Regions from separate parts of the Homo sapiens genome. Here region 1 is linked to region 2. The links are chromatin loops, found by intact Hi-C in ENCODE. Cell type or tissue: endothelial cell of umbilical vein. All regions are shown on one strand. Each heading gives the region's core, and the rest is flanking DNA. Links, peaks and the distances in the headings are about the cores only.

Region 1 (10,468 bases), core at 1,514-9,513, 480 kb before region 2:
CCTGAGCCTGATGGCCAGGAATTCCTGGGAACTTGGTGTCCTTCTCCTCTGGCTGAGCCACGCCCAGGTTCATCTTCAAATCTGGCTGGCTGTGCATCTCACCTCCCTCACTCTCCAGCCCCCAACTGCCTGCATGTCATACTGAAAGCAGCAGAGGGCTGGCAGAGGATACCACGTGGCTGCCTGATTCATTTCCAAGAGGGAAACCGACATTATCCATTCAAAGGGCAGAGGGAGCCATTGTTTACAGGAGCCTTTCCTCCTCCATCCTGGCTTCACCTTCTGGGAAAAGTGGGGACGCTCCACCTGCGCAGCAGCTTGTGGTAGGGTGGAGGGGGCTTGGGAGCCACAGTGGACCCCCCACAAGCCCTCTACCAAGGACCACGTGACAACAGGGATATGCACATTAACCCAAATTATTTGTCTACTTCAATCCCTGAACACTTTGTGTATCAGAAATTCTCTTAAAGATAAAGTGAGGTCTTTTTATTAACAGAGGTCAGAATGCAGGAGAGAAGAGGGATGGGGAGCCAGTCAGAGAAAGGAGCGCAGGCCTTCTCTACTCAGCCCAACCTGCAGGCTCCTCAGTGATCCCGGTTATACCGCCTGTATATGCGTATGCAGTCTTGTGCTAGGAAGTGGCTGAAGCCTCTGTTCTGTAGTCTCTGCTGATTTCTGTGTTGTAAACATTTCCCCCACAGCTGATATCAGGCTATCCAGGAGACGTCACTGAGCACAGAGTAAGGAGGAGCTGGGCAGTAGCCCCCATCAGGGAGGATTCCACCATCAAGACACAATAGATACCAGACCCTTAAGAGCATAGAAGACAGTAAGACGCAGTAAAATAATTAAGAAGTGATGAGTTTGGGTATTTATTACCTTTGTTTTTAATATAATTTATTTAATTGTAAGTTTATGAAATTTAATTTTACAATGGCTGTGTTTAACCACTGGTTCACAACGTTTCTGATCATTTAATAAGTGACTTTCACGGGCCAGTGATGAGCCTACGGCACTGCACTCCAGCCACTCAGCAACTCCATGTCCCCTCATATCTATCATCCTAAATGCCACAAGGGGTGAGTCTGTGGGCTCAGCTACAGTGTGGCTTCCCTTACCTCCACCCTCTGCTCCCAGCCTACCCTCTCTCTCGCAGTGTCTCCGAGGGAACTGCAGATGAACTTTACTTCCTGGAGGGAGTGAGCATAATGTAGTGGAAAGGGTTTTTCAAGTCTGCCATTCACTTAGAATGACGTTGGGTGAGTTACTTAACTAGTCTGAGCCTTGGTCTCTCAATCTCTAAAATGGGGTAATAGGAGTTACTTCATAGGGTTACTATGCTTTTGATAGGGATTGTTAACTATATCCCAATATCTATGCCTCCCCCACCCCCCCCCCACCATTTACAGAGCAGTAGAATTTTTAGCTGAACAAATACTGTGTGGATTGAAGACTGTGCTTCCCAGCCTCTATGGCAGCTAGAGAAAGAAGTTCTTTTTTTTTTTTTTTTTTTTTTTTTGAGATGGGGTCTCATTCTTTCACCCAGGCTGGAGTGCAATCGTATGATCTTGGCTCAATGTACCTTCCACCTCCTGGGCTCAAGAGACTCCCCCACCTCAGCCTCCCAAGTAGCTGGGACCACAGGCATGCACCACCATGCCTGGCTAATTAGATAAATAAATAAATTCTGCTTATTGGGATAAAAGTGGAAGTGATGTGTGCAATACCCAGGCCATACCCTTGAAAGGTAAGAACATGCTTCCCTTTCCAGTGTTCTCTCTTTCTGCTGGCTGGAATGCTGATGTGATTCTAGGAGTAGAAGCTGCTATCTGGGCCGGGCACGGTGGTTCATGCCTGTAATCCCAGCACTTTGGGAGGCCAGGGCAGGAGGATCACTTGAGGTCATGAGTTTGAGAACAGCCTGGCCAACATGGTGAAACCTTGTCTCTACTAAAAATACAAAAATTAGCCAGGCATGGTGGTGAGCACCGCTAGTCCCGGCTACTCAGGAGGCTGAGGCAGGAGAATTGCTCGAATCCAGGAGGCGGAGGCTGCAGTAAGCCGAGATCGTGCCACTGCACTCCAGCCTGGGTGACAGAGGGAGACTCCGTCTCAAAAAAAAAAAAACAACAACAACAAAAGAGAAGTTGCCATCTGGACCATGAGGGAGAAGCCTCATGCTGAGTGGCAGAGGAACCAGGTACTAGGAGCCTTGGTCTGATAATCATGCGGTTACCTTACCAGCCCTGGTCTACCTACTCAGCTTTTTATAAGTGGCAGAAATGGTATTAAGCCTTCATAATTTTGAGTTTTTTTTTTCATTTTTGTATTGTAGTGAAATATGCATAACACAGAATTTACCATTTTAAGCAATTTTTAAGCATGCAATTCAGTAGAACTAAGTACATTTACAATGTTGTGTGACCATCATCATGATCTGTTTCCAGAATAGGTTTTTCCCATCTCAAACAGAAACTCTGTATCCATTAAATAACAACTCCATATTTTACCCTCTTCCAGCCCCAGATAATCCCTATCTTACTTTCTGTCTCTATGAATTTGACTATTCTAGGTACATACAAGTGGAATCATACAATTTTTGTCTTTTGTGACTGGCTTCTTTCATTTAGCGTGATGCCTTCATGGTTCACCCATGTTGTAGCATGTGTCAGAATCACTTTCCTTTTTAAGGCTGAATAATATTCCATTGTATGAATGTATCACATTTGCTTATCCATTCATTGGTCAATGGACACTTGGGTTGTTTCCACATTTTTGGCTACTGTGAATAATGCTGCTATGAGCATTGGTGTACAAGTGATTTTGAGTCTTTTTGTTAAAGCAGTGGAAACAATATACTAACTAACACTGGTCTTAAATAATGCACACAGTGTTGTTGCAGTGCCTGGCATATATTTCCTCTCTTTGCTCTTTTTTTCTTTTTTTTCTGGAGAGTAAATCAAGGGATGTGGTAAAGAAAAGTTTGGGATGAAACCAGTGGCTGGCTCAGACCAGCTCACAAAAGCCAATGGTTACATTTTCAGTAAATTTGAGAGCTGGGTGTTAAACTCATGTTGACTTGAAATTGGCCATGGTGGGGGTATTTACACTATGGTAATTGGCAAACAATATAAATCGGGGTTTTTTTTGGTTTCTGAGAGAGCTGGTTGTTAAACATTATGAGCACCTCCCTGGAGAAAAACCTTCTTTTGCTGGAGGCCCACAAGACTTTGTTATAATTCCATCTTAGGTGGAGGAGGCTGTGAAAATTTTGTTAATTATGTTGTTTATGGGTGAGCATTGTTGTATGTGAGGTTTATGAAGTAGACATTTATTTGTGCATGTATGTATGTATCCTTTCTGAAAATTACCTAAGGTCATGGCAGAGAGGAGACTAGCTAGACATGTTTGCTGTGTGTTGAGGGCTAGGAGAGTGCTTCATGTTGAGATGGCTGCTGATAAGTGGAGCCTCCATCAGCCTGGGGACCCCTGAATGATAAGAATTCACAGAAGCCCCAGCTGCCCTGTGGTGGACGGGTAGCACGAACAAGAAACGCGCCTTTGTTATTTTAAGCCAGTGAGGTGTTGAAGTTGTTTGTTCTGCATCATAATCTAGTTTATCCTGACAGATACATCCCCCAAGTGGAGATGTCTGGTAGGTAGCTGCATATATAAAAAGAGTGTACTAGACTCCATGTAAACGGCATTTAAATCCATGGGATTAGTTGAGCTCTATAAATGGAAAAGAAAAGCGGTCCAAAGACAGAGCTCCGGGGGTTCATCTATGTGTAAATGTTAGAGGGATGAGGAGGAACCAGAGAAAGAGTGAGAAGGGGTAATTGGCTAGTGGGAGGGGGAAGGCCAAGAATGTGGGGTGCTGGAAGCCAAGTGAAGAAAGGATCAGACAGGAGGAAGGAGAAATTTACAGAATGGTTGGGAGTGTAAGTTAAGGCCTGAGAGTCATCTTGGCACCAGCAAAGGGGAGGTTTCTGGGGACTTGCGAGGGGCCAGGGTACAGGCTGACTGCCATTAACTTACTGATACTCTCAACCATTCAGTACATTTACAAAAGATTGGAAGGAGGAGAGCTAGAGAGAGGGCACATAAGCCTTCCTAGGACTCTGATGCAAAGGAATGACAGAGGAGGCAACACCTGGAGAAGGACGTGGGGGCAACAGAGGGCTTGGGGAGAATTGCTGGAGCTGTTGAGCGAGAGGGAATACGGGACCTAGGGCAAAGGAGTTTCCCATAGCTGGCAAGGTCCATCTCCAGGAACAGGAGTGAGGGGAGAACGGAGACACAGAGCTCAGAGGATGGGGGAAAGCAGGTGGGCGCCTGTGCAATGCCTCCTCCATGTAATGGGAAGCTCGTCACCAGAGGGAGGCTGTGAGGCTCTGAGGGAAGAGAGAGGCAGCAAAGGCAGAAAGCCCCTGGACAGGGTGGGGCCTGTGATAGGCAGACCTCTGGGGGGCTGCTGCCCCTGCTCCCACTCCCCATGTGGGCAGCTGTCCAGCTGCTTTCTGCCCCACCAGCCTCAGGGAAAGAAGATCTCAGAAGGCAGAAAGGCAAGGGTAAAGGGTAAGGCTGGCCTGGAAATCCTTCCCTGCTGGCTATCTGCCGCCAGGTAGAAGTAGGCCGCCAGGTAGAAGTAGCCCACCTGTCCACCAGCCAGTCAGCGAGCAGACCTCCATCTTCTTTATTAAACACCTTCTAAGCTCCTGACACTGAGTGGTTGCTGGGTATATTAAAGTACTGTCTTTCCTACTAGACTCACTGCTGTGTCATGTGACTGGAGCTCAGTTGGCAATGAGACTCTGAAGGAGGAGCAAGTCTTTCTGCCTAAGAGGTGAAGGCAGAACTTTGTAGGAGTTGGCATTAACAAGTCAGCAGTTTTTTTTTTTTCTTTGTTTTGAGACAGAGTCTTGCTTTGTCACCCAGGCTGGAGTGCAGTGGTGCGATCACGGCTCACTGCCATCTCTGCCTCCCAGGTTCAAGTGATTCTTGTGCCTCAGCCTCCTGAGTAGCTGAGATTACAGATGTGTGCCACCATACTTGGCTAATTTTTTGTATTTTTAGTAGAGATGGGGTTTCACCATGTTGGACAGGCTGGTCTTGAACTCCTGGCCTCAAGCAATCCACCCACCTCAGCCTCCCAAAGTTCTGGGTTACAGGCGTGAGCCACCGTGCCCTGCACAAATCAGCAGTTTTTCGTTTTGTTTTGTTTTTCTCGGAAGAAGACCAGAAGGGCATTCCTGCAGAGAGAATAACATCGGCCAAGGCACCCAGGTGTGAAGGTTTCAGCCTGCTGGCCTTACCTGCTGTAGAAGAGGCTCCCAGTGCAAATAAGTCTTTGTAGCTGTCAGGAGAAGGTTTCTATGGAGAAGAATATTATTCAGGAAGCCTAAGGGGGCTTGATGGACAAGGACACAGGGAAGTGTCCCAGGGTGAGAGGGAGACCAGAAAATGGACCCTTTGGTTATGGTAGGCCCATGTTCACTGAACTGAATTGTTCAAAATCCAACTCTAATGTCTGTGATGGGGACCCTGCAGGGGCACCCTCCTTTAAGTCAGTAGTCAGAAGCTGAGCTTAGTCACTAAATTGGCAGTGTCACCTCTGGAAGGGACAGCTGTAGTATTTAAGTCACATGTGAGCCATCACATTCCTGAGTTATTCAATCACAAGAAAATTGATATCTCAAATCTGCAGAGGAGAGGAAATGAGCTAATATTTCTTGGGGGCTCTTTGAAATAGCAGATAACATACTAAGTACTTTGGCATTTTCTCCCTTAAGCCAACACCTTCGCTTCTTGTACATGTTGTATCTATTAAGAAATAGGGGCTCAAAGATGTGCTGCACAACTGACACAGAGCCAAGGTGGCCAACTAACAAACCTGTGCTCATTCCCAAATGGCATGAACCCAAACATCTGTGGAGGCCAAGCGAACATCAGCTCAGGTGTGATGATAAAGGGCAACTGAGCCTCCCCTTAATTAGAGGGAGTGACAGGGGGACTGTGTGCCTCATGGGAGTATAAGCCCAATCTTTCTGTACCTTTTAGCTTTTCCAAAGAAGCCAGAAATCTGGATTTTGAATGAAGTTTCCCATGTCTGAAGTATAATTACTTAAAACACTGTGCTGCCCAAACAAGACACATTGATGGGTTAGCCCCCAGCTGTGAGTTGCCATATTCCAAGTGTCCTAGTTGGGATTGCATTTAGCTGTGTGTGACACATTCCTGCTAGGGTAGTGCAAGCACAAAGGAATTTGTCTTCTCCCATAACGAGAGGTCTCAGGAGGTAGTACAGGGCTGACGTGAGCTCTGCAATGCTGCTGTCATTGTCCCAGCTGTGTTCATCTTTCTGCTCCATTCTCTTGAGTGGGAACAGCAAACAAAATACAGTTAGCCATCTGTGTCCATGGGCTCCGTATCTACAAATTCAACCAGGATGAAAAATATTTGGAAAAAAATAATGCAAATAAAAAACCAATGGAGTGTAACAACTCTTCAAATAGTATTTACATTGTATTAGGTACTACTATAAGTAATTTAGAGATGATTTAAAGTACAGGGGAGGATGTATATAAGGTATCTGCAAATACTACTCTGTTTTCTATCAGGGGCTTGAGGAGAAATCTGCAGATTTTAGTTTTCAAGGAGGTTCTGGAACCAATCTCCTGCAGATATCGAGAGAGGACTGTACTCAGCGTGTGTAAGCAAGGCAAGATCAGGGATCTGTCTGGTTGAAGTTTGCTTGCATTGCTCTTGGTGCAGACCTCCACCAGTGAAGTAAATCTGTAGAGGTACCTGCTGTGGGAAGAAGCCATTGTCCCCTCTGAGGGGTGCTTTCTTCTGAGTTGGCATGAGCAAAGAGGAACTTAGAACCTGGCTTTAGCTCTGCAAGTGAAAATTTCCTCCAAGTAAAATAAGAAAGAGTCTACATTCTTCTCTTACTGAAGCCAATCTAGAATGTCCTCTTCCCTCCCCTGATCTCTAGCTCATCTCACCCAGGTGCAACTTTCACATTCTTTCCATAAAAATTCTCTGGATTGATAAAAAATCAATCTACCTGAGCTGGATGAGAGATGAAACCATCCCTTGATATAAAGATGGTTTGAAGTAGAAGGAAAACCTCCCTGTGCAGGGGTGAGGCTGGGTTGGAAGAGAGTTGGAGGCTAGGGAAGTGTTGAGTGAAGGTCCTTCCTGGGACTCATGGACTTCAGCATTTCCAGGGAGACAAGGTGAGTGGAGTTTCAGGCATACCCTAGAGTGTGTTCTTTTCTACCTGCAATATTCATGAACAAGAACACTATTTTATTTTTCCTGTTCTAGGGAAAATTCTCCCAAATGGTGAGATAGGGAGAAAAGCCCTCCTCCTCCCTCTGGCCTCCACCCAGGCTCAGGTTTTTTGTTTCAGCTGCAAGGGCTGTGGCTGGTATCTTTTCCCCTTCTCTCGGTGAGTGGGAGGAGCTGCAGAATATGTTAATTCACACACATCAAAGATACACAAAGACCCAAATGACTGCAGAAAAGAGAACAACAGGATGCACAGAGCCTTAGCCTAATCAGTTAACTTACATTCTTTGCATAGAGGTTTGGAAGAAAAAATAATTACCAGGCTAAGGAAAGCCTTCCTAGCTTCCAAAATTCCAATGACTTTCTCCACCAGGATTATGCTGGGATGTGGCAGAGGGCACACCAGAGTCTGTAGGGCTTCCACGCAGGATATTCAAGTCTCAGGTGGTCGGCAGGCACAGCTTTCACAGCCAGGCCTTGCTTGGGACTCGGCCCCCGAGCATTGGTGAGAATTCTATTTAGGTCTTCCGTCTTTGCACATTTATTATTACTGGTTCTGGTGGGGTGGTTCTCTTTGAGGCAGTTTACACCGTGAACCTGAGTTGAACTCAGGCTCTGGCACTTACAACCAAGTGACCTCGCAGGTCTGTTTTCCCAGAAGCAGACCACTAGATAAACCTTTGCACGAAAGTGTTTCATTGCAGAATACTCCTAGGAAAATACAATAGGGGGACAGGAGAGTGGGGCCAGGAAGGGAAGGAGGCCAGGCAGGGTGCAAAGGGGCAGCATCGAACACAGTCCCATAGAAGGAGGAGGAAAGGCTCCCACTTGGCTCAATTCTGGTGGAGCTCTGGGGTCAGTGGAGACCACACCTGAGTGTGCCTGTCAAAGGCAAGGGAGCTAGAAACATTTATAGCCCTGCACCCAACAGTCTAAGGTTCAGGGCTTACCTGGCACACCTAAATTCCCAAGGACCCCAGACTCTTGTGGGTAGGCAAAGTAGACCCTGGTAGTCAGAGGCAGCTGTTCTCAAAAGTGACAGAAGCCAGGCACATGGGAGTTGTTGTTCACAACACTTGGGCAGTGGCTGAATCTGCTACAAGTGACCTCAAGCAGTTGACTTAGTCCGTAAGACCCATGTGAAAAACGGGGATTATAATGTACCCTCTTCACAGGATTGATGTAAGATCAAATAAGATGATACATAAATGTAAAGCACCCTGACAATTACTGCTCAGACATGGTGAACTCTCACTAAATAATACTATGATTATGCCGAACAATGGCACAAATTTAACTTCTGGATCTGTAGCCTATTAAGTCAACCCACCTTTCTCCTGTCCCCATGAAAGGCATGGCTACTCCATCCTGAAGGACCCTTGCCTTGTCATCCTTGTTGGGGCTGAAATCCTGGTAGCCATCATCAATCTACCTGAGCTGGATGGGAAGTGAAACCATTTACCTGCTCTGAAGTGGAAGGAAACCCTCCCTGTGCAGGTGGCCCGGTTCCTGCTCCCTGAGCCCTTCAGCATGGCTGTTCCTACCTGCCAGTGTGGCTCCTTCAAAGGGTTCCATGCTGAGAGGCTGGCTGCTCATTTTGAAGATGTGGATACCACTCAGATATTTTTGGAACTTGACTTTAAAGCCTGTCTAGTTCATGGAACAGCAACGTCAATCACTTTTTACTGAGCATGTACTACGTGCCACACATTCTACCAAAGGCTTGCTAGGCAATAGTTACTTAATGTTCACAGTACCCTGGGAGGTAGGTGCCACTATCTCCATTTAAAGATTTCCCCTCAGGGATACTGAAGTTGGAGGTCTTAAGAAGCTTCCTTAAAGTCACACACTCAGGAAGAGGCATCTTGTCTACCTCCTTAGCCCACGTTTGGAGTCATGTGCAATTAATCCACTCACTCCTTAAACCTATGCATTCCCATTTGTGCGTATCGAATTTTATAATTATTTCTAATCTGCCTCTAAGATTTAATAGAGGTTAAGCTTTCTATGTGAGCTCACTCTTTCTTTCCTTCTTCTTCTCCTTCTTCCTCTTCCTCTTCCTCCTCTTCTTCTTCTTTTGTTGCTTTAATAAAAGTGTTTAAAATAGCAGTTACCAGAGCTGCTGTTTTCTCTGCCTCTTTCGCCACCAGCCCACTGCCCTCATCACTGATGTTTATCTCGTGAGACCTAGGCCCCAGTTCTTTGCATTTAGAGGAGACAGCCCACAGTCCTGCAGATCTGAGATCTTGCAGCCTTTTTGCAATGACTCTCAGTTCTTACATCTTACATGAGAGTCATAATCCTAGGTCAAAGGTCAGTTCTTACAACTTTCAGTGAGAGTCATAATCCTAGGTCAAAGGTTTTTGGACTCCTTCCTCTCTTAGAGCTCTTCTGCAAATGATTCTTATTTGTGCTCAGCCAAATGTGCCTGTCCTGAAGGAGACAGGTACAGGGAAAAGAACAATGACTGCTTCTGCCTTGCTTGGCCCCCTGGAAGTGCAAAAAAGCTTAAGGTGTCACCAGCTCTGCAGTCCACACCAGCCTCTTCCTTGCCAGTTAATGGCATCTGTTCACCAACCAGCAGCAACCAGCTCATACCTCAGCCATTCTCCTTTCTTTTCTGCATTCTGAACACCAAGTGCAGAGACTCTGCACTTTTTCCATCTTCTGCACATGATATTTTCACAATGTACCAAAGTTCATTGTGGGCAGAGACTGTGTCTTAGTAAACACTATAAGAAACAGTGTATAAAGCACCAAGACAAAATTAAAAAAAAAAAGAAAAAAGAAGAACTAAGATATGGGCCCTACCTATCTGGAAGCCAGGTTTGCTGACCAAAGAACTCCCCCTGTGCCAGAGAGACAAGTCAACAGTGATGCTTGTGGAATTCTCTGGTCCCACCATGTTCCTGATTATCCACAAGAATCCTCCCCTTCAGTAGCAGCTGTGGAAGGGGGCCCATGCTGCCATGTAACCTTGGATGAAGTTTGCTCTGGATTAAGGGGCTGTTCTGGAGATTTATCAACCTCACCCCCTTCCAAATGGAAAGTGTTTTTGAACTTGCCTTGCTTGAATTGCATTATTGTATTTAGGATGTGTTAGTGAGGACTGTTGTTACAATCAGGTTGCAAAATTATGAGGAGGAAACACAAGGCTTGACTGTTACAGAAC
Region 2 (10,468 bases), core at 755-8,754:
TTAGCTGGACATGGTGGCACATGCCTGTAATCCCAGCTACTCCGGAGGCTGAGACAGGAGAATTGCTTCAACTTGGAAGGCAGAGGTTGCAGTGAGCTGAGACTGGGCAACTGCACTCCAGCCTGGATGACAGAGCAAGACTCCATCTAAAAATAAATAAATAAATAAAGCCTAAAGGCTAAATCCTCAAGAGATTAAATTAAGAGAATGTCAAACTAGGTAAAAAAAATAGCAACACCCAACTATATGTTATTACATGAGGCCTACAGACAGGTTAAAGGGAAATGACAGAAACAAATATAACAAAAGATAAACTATATACCAACACTAACCGTAAGAATGCCAGGGGGCTATTTTTAAGAATCTAAGTAGATGGCTCACGCCTGTAATCCCAGTACTTTGGGAGGCCAAGGTGGGCAGATCACGAGGTCAGGAGTTCGAGACCAGCCTGACCAACATGGTGAAACCCCATCTTTACTAAAAAATACAAAAATTAGTTGGACATGGTGGCACATGCCTGTAATCCCAGCTACTAGGGAGGCTGAGGCAGGAGAATCGTTTGAACCTGGGACGCAGAGGTTGCAGTGAGCCGAGATTGCGCCATTGCACTCCAGCCTGGGTGACAGGGCGAGACTGCACCTCAAAAAAAAAAAAAAAAAAGGAATCTAAGTAGTATCGAGGCAGAGAGTATTGCCAGAAATAGAGGGATGTTTCATAAAGATAAAATGGCAAATTCTTAGGAAGATATAGGAATCCTAAACAATTAATAATAAAAATGGATAAAACTGAAAATTGAACTATCAGGAACACAGGAACACAATCATTAAGTATGAATTCAAACTTAATCATATTTTAATTTTATTTCTAACTTTTTAATTAGTCGTCCCTGCAATGAGAAAAATAGTAAAAATGTTGTATATCTTCCCTGCTCCTTCCGTTCCCTTGGTTATCAAAAATCTTTATTTACATAGCACTATTCCACATAGTATTTGCTTGGGTCATGGAAGAGAGGGCTACAATTTCTATGAAAACTTTGTAAATCAATATCTGAAAAAAAAACCACAAAATATATTGGGGGAAAAATAAATTCAGACAAGTTGAGCAACAATAGAAACTGCTTTGTTTTGAGGAAAGTTTATATCCAAACAAAATATTGTACATGTTTCATATATATATGTTAATTGTACATCTATAGAAAATCTGGAGAAGTGGACACCCAACCTAAGAGTGGTTACCTCTGGGAAAAGCTATTGGAGGAAAGACTTTCACTTTTTAATTTAATTTATGTGCCTCTGTACAGTTTGAATTGCCTCATGAACATGTAACCCTTTTCAACCTAATGCTGGCTTAGCCACTTCCTGGATAAACCAAAGCCACACTATATCAATAGGTGCCAGGCAGTATGTGAGAAAAAGTGCTGGATCAGCCTGCAAGCCCTCTTTTCAACTCTATGTGGAAGGGAACCTCGTGAAGTTATTTGTCATCTGTTTTCTTTACTGAACTATGTTGCATTAAGGGTTAGGTTGGGCACAGGATGTAGAACATAATAGCTGCTTCATAAGTATATGTTGACTGAAAGGACAAATTTCTGACATCACTGGGTGTTCCAGGTTTTAAGCGTTGAGAAATAGGAAGCTCCCCCTCCCACCAAGTCAGCATCCATTGACTTACGCCTTGTGTTTCATGCAAAAAGTCCATACCAGAGACTGTGAATTAGATAAGAGAAAAGGACCAGGGAATGTTGTTGGGGGCTGGGGTCGGGGGTGCAGGTATGCATTCTACAGTGTGTCAAGATATGAATGCTGGCATATCATGTAAAATCTTAGAAACTAATGCATACAAGACAGTGTTTTCTCTCAGCCCTTTGCTGAATCTCTTGGCATGGACATGGATCAGAGTGCTGAATATAAATAGAACTTCACTAGTAAACTGGAGATACACAGTACAATTATTAAAAGAGGATTTCCTAAAGCTAACGCTTCATTTAGTGCTTTCTTCATGCCAAGCATTATTACATTGACATTTAATCTTCAGGACAATTGGATGAGTTAAGTATTACTATTACTGAGGAGGAAACTAGGGCATAAAGATTATATACCTAGCCCAAGGTCACAGGGCTGGTAAATGCTGGAGCCAGAATTTGAACCCAGGCTGTTTGGCACCAGAGCCCACGGTCTACACTGCTTCCATGTGTGCCAAGTCTAAGACAACCATTACTGTTGAAGGCATATATCCTGAGGGGTGACAAGTGAGGCCTAGGACTATAAGTTGCCTGATAGTGTCAGTGCTTTTGACCAGGCTGTGGGGATAAGGGGTGGCTACATGGGCAGTGGCTATTGAAAGATAGATCTTAGAGAAACAGAAGAAAGCAATCTAGCTCTTTGGTGCCACCAAATATGTGATGTTCTTCTGTCAATACAGTTCTCCTTCAAAGGAAAGTAAGTATTGAAGACAATGCCAGGGCTGGGAATTCTTTCCTTTTTATACCCTTTTTAAGATGCACATTTGCTCTTGTTTTCAGTCTTGATGTTCTTCAATATAGATATATACAAACTCTTCCCAACACTCCTCTGAATATCCATGGAGACATCATGACATTTATTTTTAAGGACTGACCAGTGGCAAGGCATCATGCTAGGTGCTGAGAGAAGAGAGATCAATATGACACTCTTGAAAGACAAATACCACACGATCTCATTTATATGTGGAATCTTTTTTTTTTTAAGTCAAACTCACAGAAGCAAAGATTAGAATGGTGGGCTAGGGGGTTGGTGATGGAGAGATGCTGGTCAAAGAGTGCCAAGTTTTAGTTAAGAGGAGCAAGTTTTTTAGATCTTTTGCACTGCATGGTGACTATAGTTAGTAATAATGTATATTTCAAAATTGCTAAGATAGATTTCATACCACAAAAAGAAATATATCAGGCGATGGATATGTTCATTAGCTTGATTTAACTTAATCATTCTGCAATGTATACATATGTCAAAACATCACATTGTACCCCATAAGTACGTGCAATTATTATTTATCAATTTTTAAGAGATTGAAATAAGACTATCTTGGCTCTCAAAGAGAAATTTTTCTTCCTAAGGATCCCTTGAATCTGTAACCTCATTTGTCAGTGTTTCACTCTATCACAGTCCTCATCCTTCCCACGTGGACTGTGGAGAGGGTTCCCCAAGGAAGTTGGTTTCCTCCTACAATGCTGCACATTCCTTCCAGATCAGCTTCCTGAGCCATGACCCTGACAGTCCTGCTATTCCACAACCCCTCCAAAAAAATTACAGGCCCCACGCAGCCAACAAATGTTTACTTGGCACCTGTGTGCCAGGCACTGTTTTCATTAATAGAGATATAGCAGGGCATGAAAAAAGGCCCTGTTCTAGCTAAGGGTTGGGGAAGACTGAAAATGAGCAAGTACACTATATGGCACTGTCGTGAGGAAAATCAAACCGGAAAAGTGCATGGGAGGGAACTTCCATTGTAGAGTGGTAGCAATATTGAATTTTACTTGTGCCCTGTGACCCTGGAAAAGGGAAGGATAAGATATCTCCCTGCCCTTATGTTCCAAGAAACAGCTTACTGCAAAGAACCACCTTTCCCCATGTAACTGAGATAAGACTCACAGATACTCACCTTAATTATCTATGACGAGGCCAGACACCAATCTTACTCTGCTTCATAAATCATTAGCTGAACTACTTGTCCCCACTGACCAATTGGAACAAAATGCATGTTTCACACTTTGGTTCAGCTTCTCTCCTTCCTCCAGGTCCCTGAACTTTGGCTCAATATACAGCCCCTCCTGAGAAGAGGCTGGCCTCAGGGTCAAACATTCTGTGATCTCCTGTTGGAACACACCACTCTTTGGAACACGCCACTCTTTGGAACACCCCACTACCCCATACCTCATCTTTTCTAGCTTTATTTACTCCTCCACAAACAAACAAAATAATACACTGAAATGATGGCCCTAATCCAACTTGAATTTTTTTTTTTTTTTTTTTTGAGATGGAGTCTCGCCCTGTCGCCCAGGCTAGAGTGCAGTGGCGCCATCTCGGCTCACTGCAACCTCCGTCTCCCAGATTCAAGCTATTCTCCTGCCTCAGCCTTCCTAGTAGCTGGGACTACAGGCGTGCACCACCATGCCCAGCTAATTTTTGTATTTTTAATAGAGGTGGGGTTTCACCATGTTGGCCAGGCTGGTCTCGAACTCCTGACCTCAAGTGATCCACCTGCCTCAGCCTCCCAAAGTGCTGGGATTATAGGAGTGAGCCACCACACTCGGCCTAATTTTCATATTTTTAGTAGAGATGGGGTTTCACCATGTTGGCCAAGCTGGTCTGGAACTTTTGACCTCAAGTGATTTACCCGTCTTAGCCTCCCAAAGTACTGGGATTACAAGCCTGAGCCGCCATACCCGGCCCCAACTTGAAAATTTGAGAGGGATAAATATTACAAGATCCTTTCCAGAGATGCCAGAGTATGGGCACATCCACCTTAGGCATTCTTAGGTGTGGGGCGGGTGCAGAAGCAGTAGAATAAGCTTGCTTCCGTCTCTCTCAGACCAGAGGTTCTTGCCTCCTGGAGAATGGTCAGTTTGGAAGCACAGGCGGCTAGGCAGCAACCAAGAGGAAACGCTTAGGAAATGATTAATTCACCGCGTTTTTAAATTACTTAGCTGCTCTTGCCTCTCAGGAGCAAAACGGAGAGGTTAGACTAGATTATTTCAAGGTCCTATTCTGCTCACAGATTCCTATTGTGTTCCATTTTGGACTTATTACATTGAGTAATTGAGTTCTTCCGACTCAATGACACAATCAGAGAGGCTCTTAAGATTAAAGAGCCTGGAGTTCCTGCAGCCTGAGGAAAGAGGGTGAGTCATCGTTGGCGGCTCTGATCTGGGGCCCTCTAGTGGATACAAAGTTAATTGAGATTCCGAAGTCTGGACTTCAAGACGTAAAATTACTTGAGACAAGTGGCAGGTTTTGAAACCTTTCATTTTTCTCCAAGGTAAAATAGGATCACTAATTTTTTTTAACATTTGAGAGATACCGATATGTTATTGTCTGCTGAACATTGGATTGGATAATATTCCTAGGCAGATGATTTACAATCAGAAATTGAATAAGAAGCCAAACTTGGAGAAAATGTGGGGAATGTTTAGCAGAAAAGATAAGTGACCATGTTTTGGGAGAACACAAAATTTATTCTTGCATTATTTAAACGCCAATTTCAAGACAGTGAAAGAACATCTTCTGCCACTGTGACTGAACAAGTCTTTGCTTTCACACTGTTTCTTCCAGCTTCCTTTAGCTACAGAGGGGGCTCTCTTACCAGGAAAAAAGAAATTAAGTATTTTAAACTGTAGGAATCTAAAATGCCCCTCAGTGGCATAAAGATTATTTTAAGCTAAAACCATCTGAACAAACAGCAGCCATGAGGGCAGGAGGCGGGCGGACCTTATCTAAACTTCTTTTGCTGAGTTAAGCAGGACCTCCCAGAAAATACCAGCCACCATAATTCCCTCTCTGAATGATTTACAGCCGGAAAAAAAGACTATTATCAATGGAATTAGTAATTGCTTAAACTTCATCTGAACCAAACTTTCCACTCGTTCTTCCATAGAAGCCCTTTCTCCCCCTCCTTTCTCCTTATTCAGTGGATATATAAACTATCTTTGGCTGATTGAGTAGCCGTTTCATCTAAAGGATCCAGAGTGACTACACAAATTTTGTCTTTTCTCCTATTAATATGTCTACTGTCAGTTAATTTGCAGACCCCCAAACACTGGACCCAAATCGAAGGATGAAAAAATATTTCCTTCCATAGGGGAGAAGATAATTATTTTCATAATCATCACTAGGTACATGACTGAGGCACCTATAATAAAAACATACTAACAAGAGAAAAGCTCACAAATTTAAGTTTTACATGACACAGGAGCCTTCAGAAATGAAGACTCAAAGAAATGGTGAAACTTGCGTATTTTTATGCTTAAAGAGTGGACAGTTGTACAGAAGTATAATTGGACAAAGGGGGTGTGATCTAATGGTAATAAACTGGGGAGAGCTTAGCAAGACTTGTTTGTTCACGTTCTTCTCTGTGTCCCTGTGTCTTCAGAGATAAGGATATTGCTTTCTTCCAGGAATAGGAAGGGCACCTCTGGAATGAGGGTCTATGGCCTACTTCAGGAAAAAGTCAGCTGGATTTTATGGCCTGTTTCAGGGCAAAAGGGCAGGGGAGGGTGAAAGTGACCTTGCTTCTGCTGTTTTCTCAAATGCCAAGGTGCCATATTTTGGGGTAGCATGTTCTGAACCTCATCACTCCCAACAAAACAGGCATGTACTTCAGAGAATGGGATAGAAGAACTGAGAAATCAAATGAGGTTTGTGGTGCCCAGATATTAATAACAGCAGAAAGCAACTACCACTTCTAGGCTGGAGCGGCAAAGGGACCTCAAGGCACATAGCCGAAGCTGCCCCCACAGAGAGCCCCTCCAGCAAGAAATGGAGCCCCAGGGGAGATGTACCAGTGGTCTGCTAGGCAGTTCAAGGCAGAAAGCAATGTGGGAAAACTCTCCCTTCTTTATTCTGCCAGGGTTCTCTATTGGTCGAGTCTCACTCAAAGCCAGCTGACCCAGGAATGTGGAAAATGCAGATTCAGGAGCTGGCCCCTGCAAGTCATAGCAGGGCAGAAAAAGGGTATGGAATTGCTCTAACTGCAAACTGGCCAAGGACTGGCATAATAAAGGATAGAAGTTATGATGTTAGAGTTGACAAATATTAGCAATAGAGAGGACTGTTAGTCTTATAGATGTTTGTATAAATAGAACATGAATCTACAAGGTCAGCTTTATGGGGACATGGCCTGTGTAGCTGCACAGGGTTCCATACTTGGTTTAATGTTCTGCTGTCACTGTCTTGAAAGTTTTTAATTTTTTTTCTTTTTTGAGACAGGGTCTCACTGTGTTGCCCAGGCTTGTCTTGAACACCTAGGCTCAAGCGATCCTCCTGCTTCAGCCTCCCAAAGTGCTGGGATTGCAGGTGTGAGCCACCACGCCTGGCTGAAAGCTCACAAACTTCCTTAAGTTTTACATGACACAGAAGCCTTTAGAAATGAAGACCCAAAGAAATGGGGAAACTTTTTAATTTTTGAACAAAGGGCTGTGTGAGTTTTCATTTTGTACTGGGGCCCATAAATTATGTAGCTAGTCCAGAGGATCAATAATCTACAACTTAGAGTTGTGGAATGCAGAGAATGTAGCTCTGCTGTCCTCTTTTCTGGATAGAACTAGGACATTGGAGAAGTGGTGACCCTGAGGTTGACTTCAAGGGCTGGGCAATATTGTCAGCCAGGATGCAGGGACAAGAGCACATGGGTAGAAAAGGAAAAGGGAAAGGACTAGAAGAGAAGGGACTCTTAGGCACCCATAGAAGGTCATCTCTGTGTGGGCTGAGATGCAACCCAATAGCTATGAGTAAACATTCTGCTCCATGTTCTGGTTTCCCAAGTATGTGAGGTCTCCCACTAGGAAGACAGTCTTTTTTGATAAATGATAATGCCTTCCCTCTCCAGATATTGCCATGCATAATAAGTAAAATTATGATAATCATTTCACAGAATAGAACAGAAGATCCAATGGAAACTTTTTATAAAGACATCTAACCTCAAGTTTTCCATTTGAAAGCAGTTTGGTGTGAGGATTTTAAAAGCTGTAATAAAGACTAAAATTTTACTATGCAGAACCCTAAGTATACAGTCCTTCCTCAATGTCCACAGACGGTTGATTCCAGGACCTCTCTCAATACTAAAATCTGTGATTCAGTTCCTTACATAAAATGTCATAGTATTTACATATAACCTACCCACATCCTTCTGTATACTTTAAATCATCTCTACATTACTTACAATACCTCATACAATGTAAATAATTGTTACATTGTTTTTTAATTTTGTATTTTTATTCTTTTTTTTTCCAAATATTTTTGTTATACAGTTGGTTGAATCTGCAGATGCAGAACCCACAGATAGGGAGGGACGACTGCACTTGATTTTGGAATTTCCTATGCTACTAAGTTCTTCTCATTCCTGTTCTACAAATTGTTTGACAGTTATGGGTCATAAAAGTTTCAAATTCCTGGGCCTATAACCAACTTTAACACCATCTGTCCTTAAAGTGGGCCGAAGGCAGTGGGTGCCTGCCAGTGGGCTCCAGGTTCAGACCAGAGGCCGGACTCTTGAATTTTTATCTTTATTTTACTAACATCCTAGTAGCAATGTTTATTTTGAAGGTAGTAAATGTCAGAATTCTATAGAGTCTACCTTTTAATATATATTGAGGCCAGGTCTGGTGGCTCACACCTATAATCCCTGCACTTTGGAAGGCTGAGGTGGGAGAATCACTGTAGGCCAGGAGTTCAAGGCCTGCTTGGGCAACATAGGGAGACTCTATCTCTATTAAAAAAAAAATGAGCTGGGTGTGGTGATGCACACCTGTAGTCCCAGCTACTCCTGAGGCTACGGTGGGAGCATCACTTGGGCCCAGGAGATCAAGGCTGCAGTGAGCTGTGTTCACACCACTGCACTCCTGCCTGGGTGACAGAGTGAGACTCTGACTCAGAGAGAGAGAGTGTGTGTGTGTGTGTGTGTGTGTGTGTGTGTGTGTGTGTGTGTTGAAGTTTTTACTTAACAAATCTATTTAATGTTTATAATCAACTAGGCATTATTCTAACTGCTTTACAAATATTGGCACATCTAATTCTCATGAGAACTCTGAGGACACACTATTTCATTTTACAGATGAGGAAAGTGATATATAAAGTGAGGCATAAAGTGAATGTGGAATGAGCCTGAAGTGCTTATGATAACTTTTTATAAATTCTGCTAGTCTTAAACTGATTTTCCTTTTACTAAGGGTACTTACAAAGAGAAAGAAACAAGGATAATTTCTGTATCTTTTACACCTCTTTTACTTAAGTTCTATTTTATAAAAGCTCCTCAGAATACTTGACCTGAGCTTCTCATCCAAACTGCCATATTAGTCACACTCTATGCATCATACCTACCATTCTTTAATGCATTGTATTCAAATTCACCAGGTCCTTCTTTAAACACACAGAAAGCAAAGATTAATGGAAGGTATCTGCACTTGGTTGGAAGGAAGCTACTAAGGGAGACACACAAGTAAATAGTTGAACTGTGTGTTCGCAGACAGGAAGGAACACTTTACCCCTCAAAGTGCAAGAACAGTTGCAGGAAGGCTTCCTTGATGGGTGATCCTTGCATGAATCTTGAAGGGGAAATATGTAGTTTACCAGGCAGACAAGCAAAGGAAGACTTTCCAGGACTGTCAGGTACAGAAGCACAAGCATAACAAAAGTATATGAAATCTGGGGAACTTCAGGTAGTAGTCCAACGTGGCTTATGGGCAGGCTATGTGTGGTGATAAGAGATAATTTTCAAAAAAGAGAAAATAATGGCTGTCATGGATGAACATGTATTAAAGATTATATTCTCCCATCAGGCAGATTTTATAAACATTGGTTCAAAGGGTAAGTCCAAACAACAAACATTCTAGACCAGGAATGAAGTGAATGTGGAAATGGAGGCAAAACTAGCTTCTTCCACAGTGAAAATGGGAAGTCAATTAAACTTCTATTGGACAGAATTTGGATTTCTATAGACCGTTATTTTGTGTTGCTATCGCTTATCTATAATTTACAGAGTTGTAAAATAACTCCCATAGAATCAGAATCAGATAATTCAGAAGGGTGACTTCTATGTAGTTTTCCATCAAAGCACAACTTTTACCCTACAGTGGCAGTAAGAGAAAACTAGTTAATTTTTCAGAGGCCACATCAGATAGGGTCACAGATACCACACCAGAGTTTGGATTTCTGTTAGTTTTAGTCTTTGAGCAAAAGAAGTTCATGAAGGGTCAAACTGAGAAGTGCTAGGATCTCCTGTCATCGGAGAGGCATGGCCTGGCAAGGAGGTGGACGTTTGACTGGAATAGCTCAAGGATGGATTCAGAGGCTTGATGCAGTAGGTCAGTCAAGAAAGTCTGAGGGCCAGAGCCACGGTAATGGCAAACGGGAGAGTGGCTGACAAACAAAATACAGTCAAGTAGATCTAGTGAAAGTGGATGTGAGGGATGAAGTAGAAAGAAGGTTGTCTCTGATGGTTTCTAGGTTTCTGGCTTAAACAATTAGGCGCATGGTGGCGCATCCACCTATGTGAAAGGAGCAAGCTTGTGAGGAGCGATGAGCTGGTTTGCCCATCTGAGTGTGAGGTGCCTGTGGAATATGGAATATCCGGGTGAATATATCAGGAAGACAGTTAGACAGGGGCTTCTAGGAGACTTGGTGTGGAGTTACAAGCCACTGACAGTGGCCTTTGCGAGCAGCCAAGGCGCGAAGAGCAGCAGCTGGGAGAATGAGCCCTGAACGGTTCCAGGAAGCTCAGC

The links. A loop is a pair of places that touch in the nucleus more often than their neighbours do. Peaks named below come from ENCODE experiments on the same cell type or tissue, not always from the same donor. Only the 100,000 strongest peaks of a DNase experiment are listed, where the experiment ranks them.
Region 1: a loop joins it to region 2, with 4 times the contacts of the local background. A loop is called at or near these places in 3 of 110 quality-filtered maps.

What each region holds. Positions count from the first base shown.
Region 1 is chr3:43,748,247-43,758,714 of GRCh38, forward strand. No RefSeq gene overlaps it. Among named protein-coding and RNA genes, the nearest start is that of ABHD5, 63 kb to the left of the region's middle. RefSeq lists an enhancer at 4,999-6,198. In endothelial cell of umbilical vein, for the core only: no CTCF peak of the experiment used is centred there; a DNase peak (open chromatin) is centred at 5,685; H3K27ac peaks cover 1,112 bases.
Region 2 is chr3:44,231,226-44,241,693 of GRCh38, forward strand. No RefSeq gene overlaps it. Among named protein-coding and RNA genes, the nearest start is that of TOPAZ1, 5.4 kb to the right of the region's middle. In endothelial cell of umbilical vein, for the core only: a CTCF peak has its summit at 4,897 (motif pointing left); a DNase peak (open chromatin) is centred at 4,796; H3K27ac peaks cover 397 bases.